Linked DNA regions of Homo sapiens: region 2 is linked to region 1. The links are chromatin contacts, found by Hi-C or POLR2A ChIA-PET in ENCODE. All regions are on one chromosome and are shown on one strand. The core of a region is the stretch at or near the end of the contact, and the rest is flanking DNA. Distances in the headings are between cores, read along the strand shown.

Region 1 (2,640 bases), core at 36-2,535:
CAAGTGTTACTATTTTTAAGACTGTTTCTCTGGAGTTGACAATCCTTCAATAGTTCCCCCTGTCTGGAAGGCGCCCCTACTCCCATTTACCAACCAGGCAAACTCCTACTCAACCATTAGGCTTTAGCTCAGGGGTCTATTTCTCATGAAGCCTTGGGTAACCCGTTTAAATATAATTTAACTTTTCTTCTTTGGACCTTGATCTTGAATCTCTCACTGCACTCAGCAACACGGTACTGTAATCATCTATTCACACGACTAGATTATCTTCCTTGTGGGCAGTGAGCTACTTGAGGGCAGGGGCAAGGTTTTTTTTTTGTTTTTGTTTTTAATTTCAGGACATAGCACTGTGCCTGATGCAGAGTAGGCAATTAGAAGCAATGAAAAGTATTAACTATGTATGGATATAGGAAAGAACCAGAAAGTACTGAGGGGGAAGAAAACACTTATTCTGCTAGGCTGACATTTTAGCCCTTGCTTTCATTATTTTCAGGTGGTTTCAGTCCCAAGTTAAAAACTGCTTTCATGCATCTGTGTAACCAACTGTTCCCCTTCCTGTTTTCTCCTTGGTTGAAAGAAGGGACTGGAGTGAGACCGCCTTAGAATGCCAGTTCCACCACTACCTAGTTATTCACTTTAGTCAAGTTTTTTTTAACCTTTCCAAGGCTGTTACCTCACTGCAGAATAAGGATGACAGTCATCCCTACCTCATAGAGCTGTTATGAGAATGAAATACTCATGTGCTCAATAAATGTCAGCTGTAGTAGTCATTTCTACAGAAATTCTGCTGAGGACTTTGACGCCCTTTCTAGCCATCTCCCAGTTTCGCACTGTTCTCTCTCCCACGTGCTGCAGTCCACCTCTCACCAGACACAAACTCTTGTCTTTACATCCACACCTCCTGAACCCTGACTTCGGTATAGTTTTAAAATGATACACATTCGTTGCTGAAAATTAGATTAAACGGAGGAAAAAAAATTAACTCACTTCAAATCTCAGCAGTTAACCACTAACATTTTAGTATGTATTTGTTTAGACCTTTTCTTATGCAAATACATACGTTTAAACTTTTTTTTTCCGAGAGTTCACATCATACAAATTTTATTTTATGACTCGTCCTTGCACTTAGCACGGTCTCTCCCCCAACCTATCTCTGATGCCTTGAGAATCCCCCCGCCCCGCTGCAGACCCCCACCACTTCCAGCTCCCAGCGGTCCGGCCTTCCCGCGGTCCCGGTTCCGGCCCCACCTGCGGGACGCCGGCCGCCCCGCCCCGCCCCGCTCCGCTGCGGCCGGCCTCGATCCCTAGCCCCGCACCCCGCGCCTCGCTGCTACCGGGCGCCTTTCGCTCGCGGCTCCTCCGTGCGGCCCGCTTCCGGTGGGGCCAGGGCGTCTCCGCCGCAGCTCGGCTCCCGCGCGCTCAGCACCGCCAGCGGCGGCCAGATGCAGGCGGAGCGAGGAGCTCGGGGAGGCCGTGGGCGGCGGCCAGGCCGCGGCCGGCCTGGCGGAGATCGCCACAGCGAGCGGCCCGGAGCCGCAGCGGCGGTAGCCAGAGGCGGCGGCGGAGGCGGCGGCGGGGACGGAGGCGGACGCCGGGGCCGTGGCCGTGGCCGGGGCTTCCGCGGCGCTCGCGGAGGCCGAGGAGGAGGAGGCGCCCCGCGAGGCAGCCGCCGGGAGCCGGGAGGCTGGGGCGCAGGGGCCAGCGCGCCGGTAAGAGGCGACGGCTGGTGGGGCTGGGACCGCGTGTAACTGGGGCAAGTGGGGCCGAGGCCGCCAGTCAAGAGCCGCAAGAGAGCGTGCCAGGCGCGCGCCAGACGGGCGGCGGCGCCGGCGCCTGCGCGGGACGGGCGGATGGTGGCGCGGGGGCGCGCCTGGTGGCGGGGGCGCGCCTGGGTATGCGCTTGGCCCTCGTGGCCTCCTGGCCGGGCTGGCGCGAGACAGTGGGGGTAGGAGGGCTTCCCAGCCTGCCCCAGGGTCCGGGTTAGGAACCCAGAGGCCAAGGCCGTGTGTCAGGGCTGCAAGTCTCGGCGGCCCGTGGGCCGGCTGGGCTGTCTGTACGAGTACCACTATGGGACGGAGGCGCGGCCACGACGTGGTCCCTCGGCAGCCTTTACGGGCACGCTCCTGTTATTAGGAGGGAAAGGATTTTTTGGTCTGTTTTGTTAACTGTCTGTGCAATGCCTAGTACACAGTAGGCGCATAATAAAAAGTTTGTTGAGTGAAAGAATGACCCCTACGACTGGACTCTAGTATTTGGGGGCGGGACCAGATGCATAGTTCTTTGTAATAGCGTAGTTCTCTTTTATTATGCCTGTATGTGTAGAAATCAGCGAGCACTGGGCTTTGTCGTTTTGAATTTTCAATTTATAAATGAGCAGTCAAGTTCTGAGTTTTAATAGCAATATCATCAGTCTTATTGACACATTCATAGAAGGAAGTTTTTGGAGATTGGAGCAGGGGATGATATATATGGGGGCAAAGCTAACCATATCTCAGCTAAAGGAGTTAGAGGACTGTCTTTTTATGAGTTGTTCTGTTACCTTAACATCTGTAGGACAAGACCATCTTTATATTCTGCATTCTTATGCACACTGATTTAAAAAATTCTTTTTTGCATGAGGCAAAATTTGCTCTTACTGAA
Region 2 (2,640 bases), core at 37-2,536, 4.2 Mb before region 1:
AAATCCCTTCTCAATAGAAAAGTGTTGCCAACCATTATTTCTCCACGCAGCTGTCACGTTAAAGCAAAACATTTAAAAGACGAAGTATTTCGTTTGGAAAGCAAGGAGAAAGCCCAAATAAGCTAAAACTTAAACCGGAATGCTCTAAAAGTTAATGAAATCACCAACATATTCAGCAATGTAAATTCGGTTACATCAACGTAAATCATGTGTTTTCACATAGCTGAAAGGTAAAAATTAGCATTCAAAATTCTTCTCCGTTCCTGAAGACACGTCCAATATTCACAAAGGTAAACTCTAGCTCAACATCGCCCACACTCCAGGTGTCCTTAATCCTATTAAATTCTAAAAATGTTTCCCTAACCCTATTTTTTACAAGAATCTTACAGGTCATAAGTTTAAAAGGGGGAGGGGGGAGAGGGTGAAGGCTTAATCGGTATTTAAGAGTCACTGACTCATCGAATTAAGATTCAAGAGCAGTTTGCTGCAGGAGGTGCTCCCACACATTAGTTTCCAAGTGAAACAGCTATAAAGGAAGTAGGATGGATACTGAAGGTATGGTGACTGGTATGTGAGTGAAAAAGGACGGGACAGGGGTCTCACAGGCAAAGGGGTAGTTTCTACTCCACTTCCATCCATCCACATTATTCCCTCTCATAGACGTACAATTGCCATCCTCTCCCAACACTTAATCCCCTACCCCAAAAGAAAGCAGCTAAATGTGGGAGGATGGGGAGGGGTGCTGCCACTAAAAATGGCTAAAGAAATCAGCTATCTCCAGAAGATGCACCGAACTCTCCAGGGTCGCAAGCTTTCCGGCACCCAAGTTTCGGATGGGTCTGGGGGAGAGCCGAGGGCGGATAGGGGGAGGGGGATTAGCAATCGAGATCAATGAGGCGCTTACTCGTTGTCAGAAGTCGCCGTCTCCTCGCTCATCTTTCCCTCACCGTGATCCGATCTGGAGATGGAGGAGCAACAGCAGGCGGGGGAGCAACAGCAGCACCGAGGGGCAGGAGGCAGCGGCGGCCGGGGGGGCGCGGGGGCAGCGGCACAGGGGCCTCACCATGGTGGATGCCTCACCCAGAACGGTACCCCCCCAGCCGGGAACCCCGGCCACCCCCGCAGGGGGGTGGCGGCAGCAACCTCCGCCGTGGCGACCCCAGCCTCTTCCCCCGCCTCAGTGCCCAGCCAAGGGATCCGAGGAGGCCCGGTGGAAAGGGAAAAAGAGAGGGGCTGCAAAGGCTGACTGGAGAGCTGCTCCTCCAGCCACTGGGGTGGAGCGCAGCGGGGTCCGGCCAGGAAGGAGTCGGCGGGCGGAGAACCCGGGAGCAGAGGCGGCGCTTCCCTCAGGGATGCGGCGAGGAGGAAGCAGAGCTCCGCTCGGTGGGGGCCGGCGGGGGGGTGCCGAGCCCAGGCTCCGGGCAGCGGCGGCGCGGTCCTGCCGGAGCCCACCCCACCATCTCCCGCCTCGCCGCCGGCTGCCCCTCAACCCCCGGCGGCGTCTGGGTCGGTCCTCAGGCGCCGGCAGAGCAGGGCTAGGGGCCCCGCGGCGGCGGATTCCTCCAGACACGCTCCAGCCGGGACTCCTCCTCAGGGGGGTGGAGGGGGCGGCGGGGAGCGTGTGAGGCGAGGGGCAGGCAAACCGATCGTTCCCACCCGGCCGGAGAAGAGCGGGCGGGCCCGGGTCCGGGGGGCAGGATCCCGAGAAGCGGCGGGAGAGGACAAGAGCGGCTGCAGGTTCCCCGCCAGCCAGTGCCCACCAGCAGCTCAGCGGGCCAGCTCCTCACGCCCGAGAGAGGGGAGCCGCGAGGGGGGCGGCGGAAGCGCTCACGCCGCCCGCTCCTTCCGCCGCCGCAGCCGCTGCCCGAACCGGGGGCGCCCGCGAGAGAAGGAGGCGAAGTAGTCCCTCGCGACTTCTCCCGGCCGCCCGCTTTCCCCGGAGGCCAGAGCGGGCGCGGGGTGGGGCTGCCGAGCGGGGTGCCCAGGCTGTGAGGGTGTGTGGGTAGGACTAAAAGCCGCGGCCTCCGGGCGAATCACTGCAACTCGAAGTCATGTGCAGCATAGCAAGTTTCAGGAAAGTAGTTCCCTCCTCCCTTCATTTCCCAAATCGTTGTCGAGCCACTTAGCGGAGAAAGGGGGAGGGAGGCGGAGGGATATCCTCCCTGCACCGTGCTCGGTGTGCGTGCGCGCGCTCCAAACTCTTGGCACGCCGCGAAAGGGGGCGGGGGTGGGAGCTGCGAGGGGAGCTGCTAGGGAGGTTGCATTGTTGTGGCGCGTTACTCCCCGTTACTCTGCTTGGAATATCCGGGTTGCTTGAACGAAGAGGCTAGAAAGACAGTGTGCTCAGAGGGGAAATCTGGAGGCTACTCTCTTCTGCCGTGTGTGTGTGTGTGTGTGTGTGTGTGTGTGTGTGTGTGTGTGTGTTTTCTTTGCAGAGCAAAGAATGGAACTGGCATGAGTTCATCTTTAGTTAGTGGGGGTTAGAAGCAGGGACTGCAAAGAGAGCTCCTCCTGCTGTCCCCCTGGTTGCACTGCTGCAGTCCCCTAGCTGCATGCACGAAGTGTATGTGTGTGTGTGTGTGTGTGTGTGTGTGTGTGAGAGAGAGAGAGAGAGAATATGAGAATGTATGTGTGTTTTAA

The links. A loop is a pair of places that touch in the nucleus more often than their neighbours do. ChIA-PET counts read pairs that join two places held with the same protein, here RNA polymerase II (POLR2A). Pooled maps may share reads with other maps.
Region 2: a loop to region 1 is called in a map of naive thymus-derived CD4-positive, alpha-beta T cell, with 9 times the contacts of the local background. The contact joins the promoter of SPRED1 here to the promoter of AVEN in region 1. A Hi-C loop is called at or near these places in 1 of 168 maps with a recorded cell type or tissue (naive thymus-derived CD4-positive, alpha-beta T cell) and 6 of 50 pooled maps. POLR2A ChIA-PET finds 5 or more read pairs at or near these places in 1 of 52 experiments (Panc1).

What each region holds. Positions count from the first base shown.
Region 1 is chr15:34,037,849-34,040,488 of GRCh38, reverse strand. AVEN (apoptosis and caspase activation inhibitor) reads left to right here and starts at 1,285. Exons shown (of 6, transcript NM_020371.3): 1 at 1,285-1,709. The coding sequence starts at 1,443. The region is part of intron 1 of CHRM5 (cholinergic receptor muscarinic 5); the gene reads right to left. RefSeq lists silencers at 1,193-1,362, 1,543-1,752, 1,843-1,902, 2,253-2,312.
Region 2 is chr15:38,251,482-38,254,121 of GRCh38, reverse strand. SPRED1 (sprouty related EVH1 domain containing 1) reads right to left here and starts at 1,286. Exons shown (of 7, transcript NM_152594.3): 1 at 905-1,286. The coding sequence starts at 936. RefSeq lists silencers at 1,077-1,126, 1,137-1,196, 1,377-1,476, 1,577-1,626, 1,637-1,936 and 1 more.